Linked DNA regions of Homo sapiens: region 1 is linked to region 2. The links are chromatin loops, found by intact Hi-C in ENCODE. Cell type or tissue: B cell. All regions are shown on one strand. Region 1 has its middle 42 kb from the start of CD53. Region 2 has its middle 14 kb from the start of KCNA2.

Evidence for each region. Hi-C counts contacts between places; a loop is a spot of excess contacts. Peaks named below come from ENCODE experiments on the same cell type or tissue, not always from the same donor. Only the 100,000 strongest peaks of a DNase experiment are listed, where the experiment ranks them.
Region 1: it touches region 2 in a loop (14-fold over the local background); 4 of 110 quality-filtered maps call a loop at or near these places.

The regions. Positions count from the first base shown.
Region 1 is chr1:110,827,119-110,835,118 of GRCh38, reverse strand. No RefSeq gene overlaps it. Among named protein-coding and RNA genes, the nearest start is that of CD53, 42 kb to the left of the region's middle. In B cell, CTCF peaks have their summits at 4,755 and 4,954 (motif pointing right); a DNase peak (open chromatin) is centred at 4,978.
Region 2 is chr1:110,615,960-110,623,959 of GRCh38, reverse strand. It overlaps a transcript of KCNA2 not described here. Among named protein-coding and RNA genes, the nearest start is that of KCNA2, 14 kb to the right of the region's middle. In B cell, CTCF peaks have their summits at 4,246, 4,450 (motif pointing left) and 7,838; DNase peaks (open chromatin) are centred at 4,399 and 4,884; H3K4me3 peaks cover 1,270 bases; H3K27ac peaks cover 703 bases; H3K27me3 peaks cover 301 bases.

The sequences.
Region 1 (8,000 bases), 210 kb before region 2:
TGCTATAAATTTCCCTCTACATACTGCTTTAAACATGTCCCAGAGATTCTGGTATGTTGTGTCTTTGTTCTCATTGGTTTCAAAGAACATCTTTATTTCTGCCTTCATTTCGTTATGTACCCAGTAGTCATTCAGGAGCAGGTTGTTCAGTTTCCATGTAGTTGAGTGATTTTGAACTTGACAAAAACAAGAAATGGGGAAAGGATTCCCTATTTAATAAATGGTGCTGGGAAAACTGGCTAGCTACATGTAGAAAGCTGAAACTGGATCCCTTCTTTACACCTCATACAAAAATTAATTCAAGATGGAATAAAGACTTAAATATTAGACCTAAAACCATAAAAACCTTAGAAGAAAACCTAGGCATTACCATTCAATACATAGGCATGGGCAAGGACTTCATGACTAAAACACCAAAAGCAATGGCAACAAAAGGGAAAATTGACAAATGGGATCTAATTAAACTAAAGAGCTTCTGCACAGCAAAATAAACTACCATCAGAGTGAACAGGCAACCTACAGAATGGGAGAAAATTTTTACAATCTACCCATCTGACAAAGGGCTAATATCCAGAACCTACAAAGAACTTAAACAAATTTACAAGAAAAAGTCAAACAACCCCATCAAAAAGTGGGTGAAGGATACAAACAGACACTTCTCAAAAGAAGACATTTATGCAGCCAACAGACACATGAAAAATGCTCATCATCACTGGCCGTCAGAGAAATGCAGATCGAAACCACAATGAGATTCCATCTCATACCAGTTAGAATGGCGATCATTAAAAAGTCAGGAAACAACAGGTGCTGGAGAGGATGTGGAGAAATAGGAACACTTTTACACTGTTGGTGGGACTGTTAACTAGTTCAACCATTGTGGAAGACAGTGTGGCGATTCCTCAAGGATCTAGAACTAGAAATACCATTTGACCCAGCCATCCCATTACTGGGTATATACCCAAAGGATTATAAATCATGCTGCTATAAAGACACATGCACACGTATGTTTATTATGGCACTATTCACAATAGCAAAGACTTGGAACCAACCCAAATGTCCATCAGTGATAAACTGGATTAAGAAAATATGGTACATATACACCATGGAATACTATGCAGCCATAAAAAAGGATACGTTCATGTCCTTTGCAGGGACATGGATGAAGCTGGAAACCATCATTCTGAGCAAACTATTGCAAGGACAGAAAACCAAACACCACATGTTCTCACTCATAGGTGGGAATTGAACAATGAGAACATTTGGACACAGGAAGGGGAACATCACACACGGAGGCCTGTCATGGGGTGGGGTGAGGGGGGAGGGATAGCATTAGGAGAAATACCTAATGTAAACGAGAAGCTAATGGGTGCAGCACACCAACATGGCACATGTATACATATGTAACAAACCTGCACGTTGTGCACATGTACCCTAGAACTTAAAGTACAATAATAAAAAAAGTCCTCACAAATTTCCTAAGCACTATTAAACATGTGGATAAATGTCATTCTAGGTTGACAGAAATAGCTGGCATTTCCATCATTTTTTATCAAAGCAATGAAGTGGTATGCTCAAGTATGTTCGTAACCCAAACTGCCAAATGGTCTATTCCAAGCAGATGCCCTGCAAAACTAGCTTAAAAGGAGGCAAAATTCATATAGACTCAGCTGCATTAGATTTAAAACACATCAAACATATAAAGTCCTTATAAAGTGTTAATCTCTTACAGTGATTTGGCATGACACTAAGCCATTTTTCACATAATTAACAGGTAGAAACCAGTTTTCTCACAGATGACAATAAATTTCAGAGAAAATATGAAGTCTTCTAATGATATAACATTCTTTAAATGGCAGAGTTATAGACTAGAGAATGAATTAGTGGTTGCCAGGGGTTAAGGCCAAAGAAAAGGGTTGAGAGTTGCAGGGAAGAGAGTGTAGCTATAAAAAGGGCAGCATGAGGAATTCTTGCCTTGATAAAAAATAATTTTTATCTTGACTGTATCAAAGCCAATATTTTGGTTGTGATATTGCACTATAGTTTTACAAAATGTTACCATTGGAGGGAACTATATAAAGTGTACAGGGAATCTCTCTGTGTAATTTTTTACAACTGCATGTGAATCTACAATGATCTCAAAATTAAAATTTAATTGAAAAAACGAATCTAAGTTACTGAAAGAGTGCCTTAAATCATCCCACTGTCAGTGTGGAATATTCTATTTCCTCTAATTCTCTCATTTTTGTCTTTGTTTTTGTTTTGTTTTATTCAGATTTAGGCTATACTATTCCATTCATACAAATTTACAAATTTCCTAACTGGTGAATTTTGTTATTATGATATAACTCTCCTTTTCTCTAGTAATATTTATTTCTATTTTTCTTATACATTCATGTGTTGTTTAACACTGAGGACATATTCTGAAAAATGCACCATTATACAATTTTGTCATTGTGTAAACATCAGCATATGTATACAAACCTAGATCGTATAGCCTACTACGTACCTAGGAAATATGGTATATAGCCTATTGTTGTAGGCTACAAACCTGTACAGCCTGTTACTATACTGAATACTGTAGGCAACTGTAACACAAAGGTAAGTATTTGTGTACCTAAATGTATCTAAGCACATATTAATTAGACTGATTAACCATTTTACAATATATACCTATATCAAAACATGCTAGATATCATAAGTACATATGATTTTTATTAAGCAAAAAGAATTTTAAAACTTTTAAGATAATTTAATGTAATATTTTAAGAGTTAAAGGCACAGTAAAAATCAATGATAAATACAATAGTAATATTTTAAAATAAAAAATTTGCAAAGTGTGTGTTTTGCAAATACCTTGAAATACTTTGCAAATACTCTGAAAAATATTTTGTATTCAAAGTACAAAAGTATTTTATACTTTGGAAATGTATAGCAAAAATATGGCATTATCATCTTGTGGGGTCACCATCACATATGTGGTTTGTTGTTGACTAAAACATTACGTGCCACATGATTTTATTAATATGGCCGTATCTCCTTGATTTGGTTAGTGTTCAAAGGTTACATAGTTTTTCATCCTTTAACTTTTGATCTTTTAAAATTTTTTAAATTTTATTTATGACTTTAAAACAACATATAGTTCCGTTTTGTTCTTCTATCAAGCCTGAAAATATCTCAAATTGGAAAATTTAATTTATTTTCATTGAATATATATGTTTAGGATGTAATTTTTATTTTTCCCATCTATTCCATGTTTTTACTCCTGATTTTGTTTTTTCTTCTGATTTTGTTTTTGCTTAGATTCATTTTTAAGTTTTATCTAGATACAATTTACATACCATATGTTTATTCATATAAAGTGTACAATTCAATGGCTTTTAGTACATTCATAGAGTCGTGTATATGTTGCCACAGTCATTTGTAGAACATTTTTATTACCCCAAAAATAAACCCCACACATTGTAGCCATTACTTCATCCTCTATACCTGACTCCCTCCAAGCCCTAGGCAATCATTAATCTATTTTCTGTGTCTATAGATTTGCCTATTCTGGACATTTGAAATTAATGGAATGACACAATATCTGGTGACTGATTTTTTTACTTAGCATAATGTTTTAAAGGTTTATCTGTGTTGAATCACCTTCGAATACTTCCTTTTTTAATGGATGAATAATATTCCACCATATAGACATACCACATTTTGTTTATCCACTCGGGGAATTTGGGTTGTTTCACTTTTCGGCTATTTTGACTAAGGCTGCTATGAATATTTGTGTATTTTTTTGGTGTGGAAATATATGCTTTCAATCTTCTTGGGTATATACCTAACAGAGGAATTGCTGGATCCTATAGTAACTCTACGTTTACCTGTGTGTGGAACTGTAAGACTGTTTTCCAAAGCAGCTGAACCAAATGCATTCCTTTCAGCAGTGTTTGAGGGCTCTCATTTCTGTACATCTTTGCAAACACTTATTACCTGTATTTTAAAATATAGCCATTCTAGTGGGTATGAGGTGACGTTTCATTTTTTAAATGATTTCATTTCTGCCATATATTAGCTGTGACATTTTTTATTCTTTTAGAGGCAAACCTAGTCATATGGTTTGGATGTTTTGTCCCTTCCAAATCCCATGATGAAATGTGACCTCTAATGTTGGAGGTGGGCCTAGTGGGAGGTGTTTGGATCATGGAGGCAGATTCCACATGAATGGCTTAATGCTGTCCTTGCAGTAATGAGTGAGTTCCCACTCTGTTTGTTCATGTGAGAGTTGGTTGATAAAGGAGCCTGGCATCTCTCTTGTTCTCTCTCTCTTGCTCCCTCTCTCTCCATGTGATATGCCAGCTCTCCCTTCACTGTCCACCATGATTGTAAGCTTCCTGAGGCCTCCCCATAAGCTGAGCAGATGCTGTCGCCATGCTTGTACAGCCTGCAGAACAGTGAGCCAAATAAATCTATTTTCTTTATAAATTACCCAGTCCCAGGTATTTCTTTATAGCAATGCAAAAGGGACTAACGCACCTAGAAATTACAACGTTCTTGAATTATCCATTTCTAACATGGATCATTTCCTTTACCGTCCTCTTCAGACAACTAAAGGGACGCAGAACTACTTTTTTCCTCTGTTTTTAAGTTTCTATTTCCTATTTAAAATATATTTTCTTTCGATTTTCTCTATCCTTTCTGAAATGCCAGTGAAACATTCAATATACCTCTCCATTATATGCATGTCTTTTACCTTCTCCTATATTTTCCAATTTTTGACTCTGTGCTTGTGGCATAATAAGAAACATATTTAGTCTTTGTCCCCAGTTCCTGGCACAGTGCTTTTAAAACCTTGGGATTTCCTGAGTGTTAAGAGTGTTGTTTGTTATTCAGAACAAGCCCCTATCTATCATACCTGAGTTTATACTATTGAGGTGACTTAGGGTAGTACCCCTAGATAGCCTCTAGATGGCACTGGTCACCAGAAAGGTCAAGTGACTTGAGGGTTGGAATTTTCAGCCTCACCTATCAACCTCTAGGGAGGGAAAGGGAGTGGGGAGCTGAAGATTGAGCTCTACTAAAGGCTTTTGAACGATGAGATTTGGTTAGTGAACACATCGAAGTGCTGGGACAATGGCCTACCCAGAAAGATCATGGATGCTCCACACACCCCTCTCCCTATACCTTGCCCTATGTATCCATTTGGTGTTCCTGCGTTGTATCTTTTATGGTAAACTGGTAAACATAAGTAAAATACCTTTTTGAGTTCTGTGAACTGTTCCAGCAGATTATCAAACACAGGGGCAGACAGTGGGGAGCAGATCATGGGAATCCTAAATTTATAGCCAGTTGTTTAGAAGTATGGGTGTCCTGGAATTTGCAATTAGCATCTGAAGTGAGAAACAGTTTTGTGAGACTAAGTACTTAAGCTGTGGGGTCTGCACTAACTCTGGGTGGTGTCAGAATTGAACTGAGTTGTTGAACACCAGCCAGCTGGTGTCTAAAGAATCAGAGAATGGGTTGTTGGCTTTGGGAAATATTCCAGTGCTTGGCCCAAGTTTCAATGTTCTTATTCCCCTTTTAGTTCTATTGTTAAACCAGTCCTTTTAAATTTTAAATTTTGATTACTGTACTTTTAATCTACAGTTTTCTTATTTTTCAATCCTTCTGTGTAACATATCACGGTTTTTACTACACTGCCAAATTTTCAATCTTAGCTTTTATTTCCTTGAACATAAGTGTAATCTTTTTAGACTATGTCCATTAATTTCAGTATCTGGAGTCTCTGCATATGTTTTGAGTGTTGTTTTGACTACCGACAATGCTCTTTATCCTCAAAGATAACCACTATCTAGGATGTTATAGCAAACAACTAATTACCTTTCTCTATATATAGTTTTATCATAAAAGCATCCCTGAACACTATAGTTTATTTTTACAAATGTTTTGTCAATTTATGCACACACAAAACTTTTGGGATTTTCATTGAGATTGCATCAAAATCTGTTGATCAGTTTGAAAAGAATGTACATTTTTGATAATACCCGGATTTTCAATCCATAAACATAAATGAATACTTTCATTTATTTAGAACTTTTTCATATTCTCTCAATTGTGTGCTTAAGTTTTTAATGTAAAGTTTCTGGTCCATAATTCTTTACTAACTCGTTAGCTCTTTGGCACATCTAATCTTATTTTTTACAACTTTTTTAGTTGCTAGTAGTAGGAGGGTTTGGTTTATCTGAATCACCTAGCTCACCATTATTTGCATCAAAGGTCTCTATTTTTAAGTTTAGCTCTCCTCTTTCTTTCCTTTATTCTATTCTATTTGCTTTTTTCATTTTTATCTCAATCTTTTTTATTTGAACACCTAGCTCATTAACTCACACCTCATTCTGTGACATGAACATTGAGAACTATGCTATTTTTTCTGTAAATACAAGGTTAGCTGCAGTCCACAGTTTTGAAATGTATTTTCATTATTGTTTAGTTCTGCTTTTGTAATTTCCATTTTGTTATTTTTCTTTGACATTTACATTTCTCAGATGTAGGGTTTACATTTTGGATTCATGTTTTATTTGTTTGGAATTATCATTTTGTTATTGATTTCTGGTCTAATTAACTTTTACTCAGAGATTGTACTCTCTTCGTCATTCATTCTTCAAAATTTGTTGAGCATTGTTTCATGGCTTAGCATATATGGCCAATTTTCAAAAAGTTCTATGTATACTTGTTAAGAATATATACTCTGTACTTTTGGATAAGGTTAACATTTGTAGCTATAGATATAAGTATAAATATAGCTATAAATATATTCATAAGATCAAGCTCACTAATTTGGATGTCTGATTAATCTTTTTGCTAATTTTTGTTGTATATGAATGAGTAATTACTAAAGAATTATGTTTACTGTATTTGTTGTGTCAGTTTCTTCCTGTAATTCTAATAATTTTTGCTTTATGTAATTTTGAGTCTACATTTTAAAAATACTTCAAATGATATACATGCCTTTTGAATTTAACACACTGCATAGTCAATTAAGTAAAGCATTTTCACTTTATACAGGTATTCTCTTTATCCCTAATCATGGGTTTTGCTTTAAAGTTTATTTGTCTGGTATTAACATGGCTAAACTAGTTTGCTTCTGATTAGTATTTTCTTAGAATTTTTTCACCACTTTATTTGTAACCTTATTGTATCTTGGGAATTTAAGCATGTGTCTGTAAATAGTATGTATCTGGCTTTTTAAAAAAGCAACAGTCTCCATCTTTTAGTTGTAAAGTTTATTTTATCTATGTTTACTATAATTATTAATATGCACAGATGATTCTTTAAATAATAACTTATTGAGGTGAAATTAACGCAACATAAAATTAACCATTTTCATCATGCCAAAGTAAGGTCCCTTACTCATTATTGTGAGTTGAACTGTGTCACCCAAAAAGACATGTTTAAATCCCAACCCCTACCTGTGATACCTGTGAATGTGGCCTTATTTAGAAATAGCGTCTTTGCAGATGTAACAAAGTTAAGATGAGGTTGTAGGGTTTCCTACTATAATATGACTGGTGTCCTTATAAGAAGAGGAAAATGCTGTGTGAAGGGAAAGACATACAGGGAGAGCGCCATGTGACAACAGCAGCAAAAACTGAAGTGATGCAGCTGCAAGCCAAGGAGTTCCAAGGATTGCTGATCACCACGAGAAGCTAGGAAGAAGCAATAAAAGATTCTACCCAGAGTTTCAGAGGGATCATGGGCCTTGTGATTGCTTGACCTCCTTTTTAATGAAATGTATTATAAATAGGCAATTAATTGTTATATGTATTTATGGGTACAAAGTGATGTTATGATTTATGAATACAATATGGAATAATTAAATCAATCAAATTAACATATCCATCTCCTCATATACTTATTATTTTTGTAGTGAAAATGCTTGAAATTTACTCAGCAGTGTTGAAAAGTACAATATGCTGTTATTAACTATATTCACCACATTGTGTGATAGTTCTCAA
Region 2 (8,000 bases):
TAGTGATATCTTTTTGTGCTTCTCTTTTTTTTTTTTTGGCTTCACTGTTCTGATCATTATGCTTTAAATTTGTATTTCATAATGACTAATGATGGGAATATCTTTTCATGTGCTTATTATCCATTAGTATATGTTCTTTGGTGAGATGCCTATTCAGTTATCTTGCCCATTTTTAAATTTGTTTTTCTTTTTTACTGAGTTATAGAAATTCTTCATATATTCTGCATGTGAGTTCCTTGTTAGATGGAGTGAGAAGAGCAGAGAGGGCCAGGTGCAGTGGCTCATGCCTGTAATCCCAGGATTTTGGGAGTCCAAAGCGGGAGGATTGCTTGAGGCCAGGAGTTTGAAACCAGCTTATGCAACATGGTGAGACCTTGTCTCTACAAAAAGTAATTTTTTGTAGGATTTGCTAATATGTTTTCCTAGCTTGGATCTATGTTTTCATTTTCTTAATGGTGTCTTTGAAATGCAAACGTTTTTAATTCAGCGAGGTTTAATTTATCAATTTGTTCTTTTATACATCATGCTTCTTTAGCGTCATATCTAAGAAATCTTTGAGTAACCGAAGGTCACAAGGTCAAAACATTTTCTGTTTTTTCTAGAAATTATATAGTTTTAGCTCTTTTGGTTAGGTCTAATGATCCATTTTGAGCTGATTTTTGTTTATGACATTAGGAAAAGGTCTATGTACATGTGTTCATGTTGCATATAGCTGTTCAGTTGTTCGAGCGCCATTTGTTGAAAGACTTCTTTCTACCTTTGCATCTTTATCAAAAATCAATTGTCCATATACGTGTGAATCAATTTCTGGACTTTCTTTACTACTCCATTGATCTATTTGTCTATCTTGACACCAATACCACATTGTTTTTATTACTGCAGCCTTGTAGTAAGTCTTGAAATAATATAGTATTAGCCCTCTAATCTTGTTCTTTCTCAAAATTGCTTTGGTTATTCTAGGTTCCTTGCAGTATTGTATAGCTCAATTTGTCAATTTCTGTTAAAAATTCTGCCAAGATTTTTATTGAGATTCTATTGAATATGTGGATTAATTTAAGAAGAAGTGATGTCTTGACAATATTATCTTCTGACCTTGGAATGCAGTCTATTTTTCCAATTATTTAGGTCTTTCATTTCTACCATTAATGTTTCAGAATTTTCAGTGTATAGGTCTTTCACATCCTTTCTCAGATTTGTCCCTAAGTATCTTATATTTTAATGCTATTGTAAATGGGGTTTTTAAATCTCAATTTATAATTGTTTGTTGTATTTAGAAAAATGATTGATTTTTGTACATTGATCTTGTATTGTGACATCTCTCTAAACTCACTTATGAATTCTAGTAGCTCTTTTGGTAGATTCCATTGGATTTTCTACATAAATAACCATGCCACCTGTGAATAAAGATAATTTTGCTTCTTCCTTTACAATCTAGATGCCATTTATTTCTTTTCCTTACCTTATTGTGCTGGGTACAAGCTCCAATAGAATCTTAAATAGAAATGGTGAAAGCAGAAATCCTTGTCTTCTTGATTTTAGAAGGAAAGCATTCCGTCTTTCATCATTAAGTATAATGTTGGCTACAGGTTTTTTTATAGATGTATTTTATTAGGTCAAAAAAACTCCCTTTATTCCTAGTTTGCTGAAAGATGTTATCACAAGTGAATACTGAATATTTTCAAACATTTTTCTCTGTCTATTAAGATAATCATGTGGTTTTGCTTTTTCATATTTTTCATATGGTGAATTACATTGATTTCTTAAAGTTAAACCAACCTTGAATTTCTATGACAAACTCCATTTGGTCATGATGTATTATTCTTTTCTTATTATTTTGTATTTGATTTCATACGTCTTTATTCGGTTTGTACGTCTATGTTCATGAAGCATATTGTCCTGTAGTTTTCTTTACTGGTGATGTTTTTGTCTGGTTTTGGTATAAGTGTAATGCTGGCCTCACATAATGGATTGAAAAGTATTATCTTTTCCATTTTCTAAAAGAATTTGTGTAGAATTATTTCTTCCTTAAACATTTGGTAGCATTAGTCAGTTTAGCATCTGAACCTGGAATTTTCTTTGTTTTTAACCAAGAAAATTAGTTAAAACTAAGCAGGTTTTAAACTACATATTTATTTTTTAAATAACTATGGGGTACTGGGTTATTTGTTTCCTTTGTGTGAGGTTTGGTAGTTTATGTCTCTCACGGAATTTCTCCATTTCAACCAAGTTGTCCAATTTATTGTCATAGAGTTGTTTAGAATTTCCCTCATTGTCCTTTTGAGGTCTGTAGAGTTAATAATAGTAATGTCATCTCTCTCATTTCTGATATTGGTTATTTCTCTTTTTTTCTGGTTAGACTGGCTAGATACTTATCTATTTTATTAATCTTCTTAAAGTACCAGTTTTGATTTCATTGATTTTATCTATTGTTCTCTGTTTTATCAATTTCCATTCTAATCTTTATTATTTCCTTCCTTCTGCTCATTTTGGGTTTCACTTGCTCTCCTTTTTCTAGTTTCTTAAGTTGGAAACGAGGTCATTGATGTAAGATCTTCTTTTCTAATATAAGCATATAATTTTATCTTCACTCTGCCATGGCTAGAAATCCTACCCCTTGTTGTTGCTTTTTAATGAAGTTATAATCAGGCTGTATATACAATTTTATGTATTTTATTGGGCTAAGGCATTATGCCATGTGAAGCTATGGTTAAAATTAGCACACTAATCCATTTTTTATGGAAACCGTTAAAAATATTAGCTAATGAACACTTACCCACCCAGCAAACAAGGAGTGGGACTCTGCAGGACAGAGCAAGTCAGACACCAAAGCCAGTATCCGCACCCAGGAATCCCCAGAGATTGGTTGTCCAAGAGGGTCATATGGAGGCGCTTCAGTTATTTTAGAATTTCAAGAAGCCTGAGAGAAAGTCACACTATTACATGTGACAAGCCTGCCCAGGCAAAACAGAATGTCAAGTGACTCTACTTGGGGCTGAATTCTCACACTTTAGTGAGAGTGAGGCAGTCCACAGCCTCTCACGCCAGCCAGAAGCTATGTTGGTTGTTACAAATGTTCAGGTTGTTAACGGTGGATAGACGCACTCACTCATCATTACATAATAAGAGCAGTTTGTTTTGCAGGCAAGATGATCCAACACACGGGGCCGCTGGGGGTGTGTGGGAAGGATATTTTAAAAGGAACTTTCAGTGATAATGAACAAAACTCAGGAGCTATGTGGATGACAGGAGCACCTAGATGACCGACTTTACCCACTTCAAATGCTACCTTGACCCTAGCACTCTCTCCACCCTGCATCCTCACCTCAGACCATCTGTTGGTTAGGCCAACAGCTCACCATCAATTCATGCCCTGCCTAGACCAACAGCTCACTGTTCATGCCCTACCCTGCCCTGCCCAGCCCTCCTCTCTGGCCTTCTGCCAAGTGGGGTTCTTAACAGCACAGCCTTCACCTCCGAGAAGGCGCAATGGGAAAGACAGGTGAGACGATGGGCAGCCATGCCTGGGAGACAGAGTTTGCTGGCTACGGTGGGCAGACGTTCCCACCAATCACAGTAGACCACAAAACAACAGGAAGACCTGGGCTGTGGATGGGGCGGTGATCAGTGAGTTCCTGGAACCCGTGTTTGCCGGGTGCACCCAAGAAGAGTGAGGGGATCTCTAAGACACTGTCTACACTGAGAGCCTCCAAGGCTAACCTGCCTGACATGGTTCACACAGAGGGAAAGGAGAAGAGAGGGTCTGAAAGGAGAGGCCGGGATGTGTGAGGACAGGGGTATGTTAGGGATATCCAATTTGGTCTGGGGGCTGAGAAGTCTTACCCACCAAATTTCTCTCTCTCTCTCTCACTCACTCTCTCTCTCTCTCTCTCTCTCTCTCTCTCTCTCGCTCTCGCTCTCTCTCTCTCATTAAGCTGCTCTCAGGAAGCTCACACAATCGCAGTTCACAGCAGCATTTGCTACAGGGCACGTGAACAGGGAGAGGTGGTCTCCTAGGACGTTAAGTCGGCTTGGAGAGACTGGGAGCTGTCCAGGGGAGGGCTGAGGAGTTTGTCAGGCAGAGAGTGTATGTTACTTAACCACACTAAAGCTTCTGTTTCTGGGTTTTGTATTTTTAGAATGCGGAAGGGGAGGTGTTGTCAGAGAGGTGACCTCAGGTGACTGAAAGTGCTGGGGTTTAAGGGCTTAACAAATAGGTGGCGAAAAATATCAAACCCTCAAAATCTCCCCTGACCTTTTATCTCTTAGGACCCGGGATACGGGATGCGCAGGGAGCCAGGCGCGGCTGGTTAAGAAGCCCTGCCTGTGGCTGTCCACTCCCGGTCTCTCCCTGCTGCGTGGGCGTTGACGGCCGCAGCCCTCCCAGATTGCCGCATTGCCGCCCGAGCCACAGTGTGCAGATACCGCTGCATGTGGCGCCCCCTGGCGGCCAGTGGCAGCTCGTGCGTCTGTCTTTTCTGCAGAGCTGATTTCCACCTTGTATGTGTAGGAGGGGCCTCCTTTACAAAGAACCAGCCATACCCTTGGGAGTGGGAGCAGATTTCATAGCCGAGACAGGAGACCTTGTAAGAACTTCCTATGTGCCAGGCACAAGGTTAAAACCGGTATTATCATACATGCATTCATTCGTTTTCCTAGTGTGTGCCAGGCATCTCCTAGGAAGTAATGTGTAAGCAGAGGCCCCATAAAGGAATTACATAAAGTAATGTGTAAGCAGAGCAAGTCATGAGCATGTTTGGGGGTACAGTCTCCCAGGGAGTGGGGACAGCCAGGCCACAGGGATGCATTCTTTGGGTGTGGAGACCAGGAAGGAGGCAGCTGCAGAGGGTGGTTGGAAATGAAGTCAGAAAGGTGTCCAGGGGACAGACGGTACAGAGCCTTCTGGGCCATAGGACTTCAGGCTTAGTTCTGAGAGTAGTGAACAACTACTGGACTTTGAACAAAGGCATAAAACAACTCGATTTATGTTGTTTATAAAATCACTCTGGCTTCTGCGAGGGCATGAATAGGAACAGGGAGGCCTGTGAGGAGCCCAGGTGAGAGTAGAGCATCTGGGGCCAGGTTTGCTTCGCCTGCCGGAAGAGATAAGACATCTGGTTCAGAAGATGGTCTGAAGGCAGAGGCCATAGGAATCCCTGTTGGATTAGCCAAAGGCTGTGTCCCGGGGTTTGGGCCTGAGCAACTGGATGAGGGAGGAGTGGTGCTACTCAGAGGGATGGGGGTTCAGGTGTGGGGGCATGGGAAGGAAGCAAGAATTTGGTTTGGGATGTGCCATGTTTGAGCTGCCAATTAGACTCTAAGTCATGATGTTCGGTGCACCTGAGCAGGGCTCTCTACCCTCTCCATCCTCTCCTTATGTTCCTTTCGTGGCTCTCCTGGGTCTTTTTCCCATCTGAGGGCCACCCAAGCTGCCTCATCCTACCTCCGAAAGGAAAGGAAGCCCACACAGAGCAGCAATTCCACAGGGAAAGAACTGAGGGAAGGCAGCCACATTCCAGGGCCACACCCTAACTGGACGGCAAGGTCAGAGGCAGTCAGGGTTCTAGGCTCCACTCTCCAGAGAGGAATTAAAAGAGGATAAAATGCCTTTTCTCACACACTGACAGGTCACTCACATGTCAGCCAGGAGTGCAGTGGCACGATCATACCTCACTGTAACCTCGAACTCTTGGACTCAAGTGATCCTCCCACCTCAGGCTCCCAAGTAGCTAAGACTACAGGTGGGTGCCATCATGCCCAGATAATTTTTTTAAATTATTTTTTGTAGAGACAGGGTCTCACTATGTTGCACAAGCTGGTTTCAAACTCCTGGCCTCAAGCAATCCTCCTGCTTTGGCCTCCCAAAATGCTGGGATTACAGGCATGAGCCGCCGCACCCAGGCCCTCTCTGCTCTTCTCACTCCATCTACATTCTCATCCTGGGGGATCTCATTCTCACCCTTGGCTTCAATGACCCCTCCATGATGATGACTTTCAACTCTCCATTCCCTACCCTCTACCTCTCTCCTGAGCATCAGGCCAGCATTGCCATCTGCCCTGTTGACAAGGAACAGGCCCATCAGAGCAGCCCCACAAACCCCCATGTATGTCAGAACTGCCCACCATGTGAGCTCCATCCCTCGACACATGCATGAGTGCACACACACAGGTGCACATGCACTTCGCACACCACCTCTCTGAAGCCCTGTGGCGGCCCCTCCACACTCTCTCTCCCTCTCCCATCTCGCTGATCACTGAATCCTACACTCCCTGTAATGTCTCCCTTTTGGTGCTTTTCTCTTCATCACTGCCTTCATCCCTTCTACCGTTCACCTATTGAACAAATGGCCTGAGTCCAGACCCTTGACATCTCTGAGGGGAAGCAACCTCCTCCTTACCAGTTTCCTGCCTCTGCTCTTAGACCCATCCTTTCCACTATACTCCACATTTCCCAAGTTATCTTTCTGAAACATAGATTGGATCCTGTCTCTCCCACTCAGAACTCTCAATGGCTCCCTATCACCTACAGGACAACCTGAACTCCTCAGCATGACTTCAAGGCCTTTCTCAGTCTTCCCCCATCGACCTCTCATTTTACCATGTCCTCCCACACTGCTCGCTCCTGGCACTCCATCTGGCGCAGAGTCCCTGGCACAGGTGAGGCTGCTTCTCTGGTCTGTCCCTGTTGTGCCTTTTTCCTGGAATCCACTCACCCATTTGGGTATTTAGCTCACAAATATGTATTAAGCTCCCAGTGTGCTCCAGGCACTGGGGGTACAGGAGAGAACAAAATCCTCAAAATCCCTCCTCACACAGTGTGAGATAGGCTGTTGCAGAGAGCCCTTCTCCAGGGAGTGAATGAATGAAGCAGGCAGTGAGGCATGCAGATTGCCCATGAAGAATGCCCAAGCTTCACTTCAACACCTCTTTCGGGGTCTTTGGACATTCTGCTCCTCCGTAAAGACATCTCTCAATTTCCATCCTTGGTGAAGGCTTTCCTCTTCTTAGGTGCTTTTGTACTTTATTCTTCAATTTAAGCCAATTCATTCTGCCTTGGGTTAGAGTCAATTGTTGACAATTCTGCTTCCTTATCCATCCTTCTAGGGAAGGAACTAGTATTTATCAAGCACCTCCTCTGTGCCACGCTCTGTGTGTCCCCCACAGTGCTTGGCTCGATGCCTGGTTTAGAGCCGGGGCTAGAGGACAGACCATGACTCAGCTCCTGCCTTTTGCACCCAGCTGCTGGCTATGTGGCTACAGGCAAGCCACTCAGCCTCACCAAGCTTGTTTCTGTAACTGTTGAATGGGAGTGAACATAGCACCTGCCTCTGTTAGGAATTATCCTTCTCACATAGCCTGGAGAGTTTCAGTTAGACCCTGGCTCGGTTGTTCCCAGGCTCTGTTGTTTTTTCCTTAGGAACCATGCTGGCTTATTTATGATCTAACTCTGGGGTCCCATGTTTCTTAAAGAAAGAACTTTTTCTTATTTCCTGAAAGCTCCTGGACTTTGGAAAGGTGCAGCTGGAAGAGAAGGGAAGTGATGCGCAGCCCCCTATGAAGTCACTCCACATTCTGACTTCCACCCTCTACCCCGCTGTCCCACAGAGCTGACCTGACAACTGCCACGGCCCCTGACCCTGACTAGATGAACCTGGGTGGTGGGGGTGGGGGTGGGGCTGCATTGCCAGCCCCTCATCATCTCAGGAAGTGAAGCCTGGGCCAGGGGCTACAGATGCCCCATCTCTCCAGGCTGACTTGGGGATCTGCAGGTTACAGAGTCCCTGATTTAACCCAGCAGATTCTAATGGCCAGAGTTCAGAGAAGAGAGGAATTCCTTTGAGGCATGCAGAACCCTTAAAGCATGGCTCTGCCCAGGTCCAAAGACCCCTGGAGAGCCCTATACCACATCCTCAAGGCAGAAAGAAACTCAGGTCTCTCTTTTTCTGAATTGGTGAGGCTCTTTTCTCCTCCCATCTGGTTTCCACTTCCTTAGGCACGTCCCT